Regions from separate parts of the Homo sapiens genome. Here region 1 is linked to region 2. Evidence: chromatin contacts called from ENCODE Hi-C or POLR2A ChIA-PET data. All regions are on one chromosome and are shown on one strand. The core of a region is the stretch at or near the end of the contact, and the rest is flanking DNA. Distances in the headings are between cores, read along the strand shown. Region 1 overlaps SRGN (serglycin). Region 2 has its middle 22 kb from the start of SRGN.

Evidence for each region. A loop is a pair of places that touch in the nucleus more often than their neighbours do. ChIA-PET counts read pairs that join two places held with the same protein, here RNA polymerase II (POLR2A). Pooled maps may share reads with other maps.
Region 1: a map of astrocyte of the cerebellum shows a loop between it and region 2 (4-fold over the local background). The contact joins two enhancer-like sites. A Hi-C loop is called at or near these places in 18 of 168 maps with a recorded cell type or tissue (CD8-positive, alpha-beta T cell, Caco-2, Calu3 and 10 more), 9 of 37 single-sample maps with no recorded cell type and 16 of 50 pooled maps. POLR2A ChIA-PET finds 5 or more read pairs at or near these places in 22 of 52 experiments (A673, AG04449, CD4-positive, alpha-beta T cell and 16 more).

Annotation. Positions count from the first base shown.
Region 1 is chr10:69,100,307-69,103,733 of GRCh38, forward strand. The region is part of intron 2 of SRGN (serglycin); the gene reads left to right. Among named protein-coding and RNA genes, the nearest start is that of SRGN, 14 kb to the left of the region's middle. Within about 2 kb of position 1,630, at least 4 of the 41 ENCODE cell types and tissues checked have a DNase peak (open chromatin) inside an H3K27ac peak, as active enhancers do.
Region 2 is chr10:69,064,110-69,067,369 of GRCh38, forward strand. No RefSeq gene overlaps it. Among named protein-coding and RNA genes, the nearest start is that of SRGN, 22 kb to the right of the region's middle. RefSeq lists enhancers at 1,324-1,463, 1,964-2,163. Within about 2 kb of position 1,787, at least 12 of the 41 ENCODE cell types and tissues checked have a DNase peak (open chromatin) inside an H3K27ac peak, as active enhancers do.

The DNA of each region.
Region 1 (3,427 bases), core at 380-2,879, 36 kb after region 2:
AGGATTGCTTGATCCTGAGAGGTCAAGGCTGAAGTGAGCCATGGTGTGGCACTGCACTCCAGCCAGGGTGACAGACTAAAACCTTGTCTCAAAATAAATAAACACATTTAAAATAAATAAATACAATTAAAACTAAAATTAAAAAATAAAATAAAATGTTAAGAGAATAGCTCAAATTCTCCAAAAGAACTCTTGCACACCATTCCTCCTCTTCTCAAATCTCTATTTTCCTTCCCCAAAGCCAGTAACTGCTTCTCACCCTGACCCTGTGCTTTCTTTCCCGTCATTGCGAAAGAATGGTCCTTGCTTCTGTGCTGATCCCAAACCCTTTTGCCCTCAGATCCTCCTGTCCTTCCCTGGCCCTGCTCTGTATTGGCTGTGGGGTGGGGGTGGCGGTGGAACTGACCCCTGGCGTCTGCATTTCTCAGGCTCCCAGGGCTGTGGCTGACTTTGGCCAATGGGAGGCAAGGACGGGAGACTGAGAGCTTGGGAGGAAGGGAGAGAGGTATGTTTCTTCTCCTTACTCCCTGCCTGGGATGGCACCTTGGGCAGGACTCTGTTTTGCCCATGGCCTCAGCTCCCACCAGATGCCTCTAGTCCCTGGGCTCAGGAAATAGACAACCTCCTTCCACTATCGCTGTAGCCCAAGGAGGGAAGTATTTTTTTCTTTCTTTCTTTCTTTTTTTTTTTTTTTTTACAGAGTCTCACTCTTGTTGCCCAGGCTGGAGTGCAGTGGTGCGATCTCAGCTCACTGCCACCTCTGCCTCCCGGGTTCAAGTGATTCTCCTGCCTCAGCCTCCAGGGTGTGCCACTATGCCCAGCTAATTTTTGTATTTTTGGTAGAGACGGGGTTTTGCCATGTTGACCAGGCTGGTCTTGAACTTCTGACCCCAAATGATCTGCCTGCCTCGTCCTCCCAAAGTGCTGGGATTACAGGCATGAGCCACTGTGCCTGGCCGAAGGAAATATTTTCTTGCTATTGCTAATCTCTGGGTTACCTCGCTATCCCCCATTTAGCTTCACTTCTCCTCCATCACCTGTATGAGGAATTCCCTCTGTGTTAAATATCTGGAGAAGTTTCCTGATTGGACCCTGGCTGTTGCAGCTTCCAAGGCCACCTCTCTTTGTGGCTGGTATCCTTTTCCCATGCATCTTCTCCAGGACTTCCATTCTGCAGTTATCTCTCTGAACTCAGTGTCTTCTTCCCATCAGTATAGGGGTGGACTTTAGTATCTCCTATGTTTAGGCAACATCTCTCCTTTGACTCTGCGTCTTCTCCAGTGGTTGCCCTTCTCTGCTCCTCTTCACAATAACACCTCCTGAAAGGGCCACCCATGCCTGCCCCCTCCTTTCCTCACCCCCTCTGTGGCTGGACTTCTGTTCCTACACTCCACCCTGGTTGACAAAGTCACTGATTACTTCTCTATTTTCAGCTTACTTGATCCTTAATTGCCTTCAAAAACAGCTAACTGGGCCATGCATGTAATCCCAGCACTTCGGGAGGCCAAGGCAGGAGGATCACTTGAGCCCAGGAGTTCAGGACCAGCCTGCCTGGGCAACATAGTGAGACCCTATCTACAAAAAATAGAAAAATTAGCCGGGCGTTGTGACTCATGCTTGTGGTCCCAGCTACAAAGGAAGCTGAGGTGGGAGGATGGCTTGAGTCCGGGAGGGTGAGGCTGCAGTGAGCCATGATCACGCCACTGCACTCCAGCCTGCACAACAGAAGGAGGCCCTTTCTGTAAAAAAAAAAATGGTTGACCACTCCTTCCTTGAAATGCTTTTTTCTTGAGGCTTCCATGCCCTGCCTTATCCTGTTTCTTCCTACTTCTCTGGTTGTGCTTTTTCCTCTGCTCAGTATTTAACATGTTGGTGTGACCCTGGCTCTGGCCTGGGCCCCCTTCTCTATCTACATGCTTTCTCTCGACGACCTCCATCGGTTGCATGGGTTTAACTACCAAATCTGTGATTCTAGCTCCGACACCCCAGGCTAAAGTAGCCACCTGGTCACTCCCTATTACATTGGTCAATTTCATTTCTCTGTGCCACCTATGATTTTCCTGATTTATTTATTCACTTTTCATTGTCTGTCTTCCCCACTAAAATAAAAACTTCTTGAGAAGGGGCTTCATCGATCTGCCTCTGTTCTATCCCAGGCCCTCAAAACAAGGACCAGATATTCAACAAATATTTATTGAATGCGTACATGAATTAAAACTCTAATTGGTTGTATGCTGGTGGTTTATTATTTTCATGGAGGAAATGACTTGTAGGCTGTGACACTCAGCTTTTGTCTCTGATGCTTTGTTGCCCTGTTCTGTCACCGAGGGCTGTCGTCATTGCTCTGGCCATTTTGTGCTCTTTGAATTTCTAATCATCACACTCAACCCAGAAGGCAGCCTTACCTTTCAGCACTCTTCAGCTGAATGAGTGCAAGTTGGAGGCAGGGTCATTTTTTGATAGGAAATTGAATGTTTATATGCTGGTAAATATAAAGCTTAGCTTTTTACAAAGAATTTCTCAAAAGTGAGCTTTGTTGAAGCCCTGTAAATTGTTAGAACTTTTATGGAAATTTTAATTTAGGAAAAAATGTCATCTGTTTGGGCTGACTTAGTTGTTAGTTGTTTGTCCTTTCTTTTTTTTGGTGGAGGGTATGGAGTTTTGCTCTTGTAACCCAGGCTGGAGTGCAGTGGCGCGATCTCGGCTCACTGCAACCTCCGCCTCCTGGGTTCAAGCGATTCTCTCACCTCAGCCTTCCGAGTAGCTGGGATTACAGGCATGCACCACCACACTTGGCTAATTTTTGTATTTTAAGTAGAGACCGGGTTTCACTATGTTGGTCAGGCTGGTTTCGAACTCCTGACCTCAAGTGATCACCCACCTTGGCCTCCCAAAGTGCTTGGATTACAGACATGAGCCACCACACCCGGCCAAGAGGACTTCTTTTAAAAATGATTTCTTGGGCCGGGTGCAGTGGCTCACACCTGTAATCCCAGCACTTTGGGAGGTGGGTGGTTCACAAGGTCAGGAGTTTGAGATCAGCCTGGCCAATATGGTGAAACTCCATCTCTACTAAAAATACAAAAATTAGCCAGGCATGGTGGCGCACCCCTGTTGTCCCAGCTACTCGGGAGGCTGAGGCAGGAGAATCACTTGAACCTGGGAGGTGGAGGTTGCAGTGAGCCGAGATGGCACCACTGCACTCCAGCCTGGGCAACAGAGCAAGACTCTGCCTCCAAAAATAAAAATTAAAATGATTTCTTAAGTAAATTTCAAATATAGAATGTATATGCTAGTGATAACAAAATTAACACTGTTTATGCAAGTCTGCAATAGGTAGATGTGAAGTTGATAGGTGCAATAAGTATAGGCAAACACATAGGAACATTTGACCTGTTTTTTTGTTGATTTTAAAACATTGAATAAT
Region 2 (3,260 bases), core at 537-3,036:
CTTGGGCAGGGTGGAGCCTGGACATCTGCATTTCTAACAAGTTCCCAGGTGACACTTATGATGCTGTTCTGGCCCACAGTGAGCCCAAACTACAGCCATGGAGATCAGCCTCAGCTAGACAATAGACTCACCTGGACAGTAGACTCACCTGGGAGCTCTTGCAAACACACAGGCTGCACCAATTAAATCAGAATCTTTGAGGCAAGTCCAGGCCTCAGGACTTCCCCCTCAACATTGCATTATGAAAATGTTCAGCCCGGCACGGTGGCTCACGCCTGTAATCCCAGCACTTTGGGAGGCTGAGACAGGCAGTTCATCTGAGGTCGGGATTTCGAGACCAGCCTGGGCAACAAGTTGAAACCCCATCTGTACTAAAAATACAAAAATTAGCCAGGTGTGGTGGAACGTGCCTGTAATCCCAGCTACTCGGGAGGCTGAGGCAGGAGAATCGCTTGAACCTGGGAGGTAGAGGTTGCAGTGAGCCGACATTGCGCCACTGCACTCCATCCTAGGTGACAGAGTGAGATCCTGTCTCAGAAATAAATAAATAAACAAAAATAAAATAAAATGTTTAAACACACAGCAAAATGGAAAGAATCCTACAGTGAGCAGCTGTGTATCTACCACCTAGATTCTATCTTGGACATGTGACTATGCTTTGTCACACATCAATCCCAACACTCATTCCTCTAACATCAGGATTTCTTAAAGCCTCAATTCCCCAATATTCAGCCACGTTTGAGAACCAAGAGCTAGAGTTTCTGGGCTCCTGCTCTGTAAAGCTCTTTCTGGCTATGATCTGGGGTTCTCTGTGATGCCCTCCCCATCCCTAAGGGTTTGTTGAACAAGAATACATGCATTTATTGAGCACCTACTGAGTACCATTGAGGCTCCCCTTTCCTTGAGCTGACTCTAGTGGTAGATTTCTTCTTCCGAAATGTTTTAAAGCCAGGAAAATTCAGACTAAGGAGCCCCGTGTACTCAGTGTGAGGTCCTCTACTGGTGGGGAGGGTCTTGCTGTGCCACCACCACCAAGACCTGACGATCTGGAGGTGACTTGTCCCAGACCTCCTATCTAACAAAAGACTGGGAAGAAATGAAGCTTCTGGAGAGGGATCCCTATTCGCTCATTCCAGGGTACTCTCCAAGCTGTCATTGTGGGTTCTGTATCCTGCCCTCAGAGCTCAAGGCTTTATAGGGTCAAGCAAACTGCTCTTCGGAGTACAGTGTGATTCTATGTGATAAATGCTCTGCCAAATCAACCAAGGTTTGCAAAGCACTGGACGTACACTTTGGAGGGGAAAATAATACAGGGCTCTGCTGTGTGGAAGCTTCCAGAAGAGCGAACCTGACCAAGAACCATCCCTCCCTCCCCACACCATGGGTGTACAGCTGGCCCTCTGGGGCCTTGGAGTATAGAGGAAGAGGGAGAACCCACAGACATGCATAAGCTTGCTCTAGGCTGCCCGGGTTTCCAGCTGGGCACCTTTGGTTTTTCTTCCACTTCAGCTTCTGGCAGCTGGGGTTGGGGTAAGGGACCAGAGAGCTGCATTTATGTAGGAGACAGTCTTGGTGGGGTGGAGTAAATGAATGTGTGCTCTTGTTTTTGTTTCTAGGGAAACAGTGGAAAAGTTGCTAAATGTGGAAACCCAAGCTGTGGGTCTCTTTCTGGGGTTTCTTTCTCATCCTCTGTGTGGAGTGGCAAGTGGAGAGGAGAAAGTTTCAGAGGGAAGCCAACCCACGCAGTAATTCCCCCAGGGACACAGGCTGAACTTGCAATCCCAGCGGGCAGGAGGCGGGTTCGGGATTTCCTGGCTGGTCAGTAGGGTTAGAGGGTTCATTCTGAAATAAAGGGGGTTTTCCCTCCATCACCAATGAGATCAGAAGAGCTACCGTTTGGAAATACAACCCTGTGTGGAGGTAGTTTCAGCTCTGCTGGTGACTAAAGCTTGGGAGTGGGGACTTCCTCAAACACTTTTCTTCAGTCACTTTGAAAATGTCTGACTCTTCTGGCTCCCTCAGACTGGAGTCTGTTTTGCTGGGGCTTTTAGTGTGACTCATTTTGTATGTCTTCCAAGGTGTCTTCACATTTAACAAAAATGGTTTGCTGGTTTCTTGTGTCTTTAAGGCCCAAGGACCTTAAGCTCTGTGAGGACCATGGCTGCCTGGTGACTCGCTGGGCCTCCAGTGACCTCAGCACAGGACCTGGACAGACTGTGTTCTCCACATACATGGCTTGTTCCACAAACACTGCAGTTTTCCACAACACCAACCAACCCACCAAACAAACAACCCAAATCACGCCAGTCCTGTCATGGGGAATGGTTTTGTCATTTTAGCACATGAACCAGAATGGCAGGAGCCAGGAGAGAAAAGCATGTAGCTCTTCCAAAAAAGCTAATAAGGAAGATTAGGCAGGAAGATACAAAAATATAAATGGTAGAAAAATACAATCTGGTAAGCATGTTGTGATTGCTACTACTCTAAAACATGATGTAGTTAAAAACTGGGCCAGGCATGGTGGCTCACACCTGTAATCTTAGTGCTTTGGGAGGCTGAGACAGGAGGATTGCTTGAGCTCAGGAGTTGGAGGTTACAGTGAGCTATGATTGAGCCACTGCACTCCAGCCTGGGTGACAGAGTGAGACCCTATCTCTAAAAATCCAAAACAAACAAACAAAACTGGCCGGGCTCAGTGGCTCATGCCTGTAATGCCAGCACTTTGGGAGGCCGAGGCAGACAAATCACCTGAGGTCAGGAGTTCGAGACCAGCCTGGCCAACACGGTGAAACCCTGTCTTTATTAAAAAAGTATAAAAATTAGCCGGGCATGGTGGCACGTGCCTGTAATCCCAGCTACTCAGGAGGCTGAGGCAGGAGAATCACTTGAACCTCCCGGGAGGCAGAGGTTGCAGTAAGCTGAGACTGCGCGCCATTGCACTCCAGACTGAGTGACAAGATCAAAACTCTGTCTCAAAAAAAAAAAAAAAAAAAAAAAAAAAAAAAAGAAAAGAAGAAAACCTGGAAGGCAAAGGCAAATGGAAATGATTGTGTTAGTGAGATTACGGGCAGCGACCGTTAAAGGTTTTTCTTAAATTCTAAATGTTACACCATTATTGCAATATAAAAACCAAACCTTTGTGGCTATACTTCATGATGGACACAGCCAGGGCTTGCATGGCAGAAGTCCTTTGGTGTCCTGGCTAGATGAAACTACTTGAGGAATGGGTCCACTTTTTTCATGCATCTCCCCATGGCCTC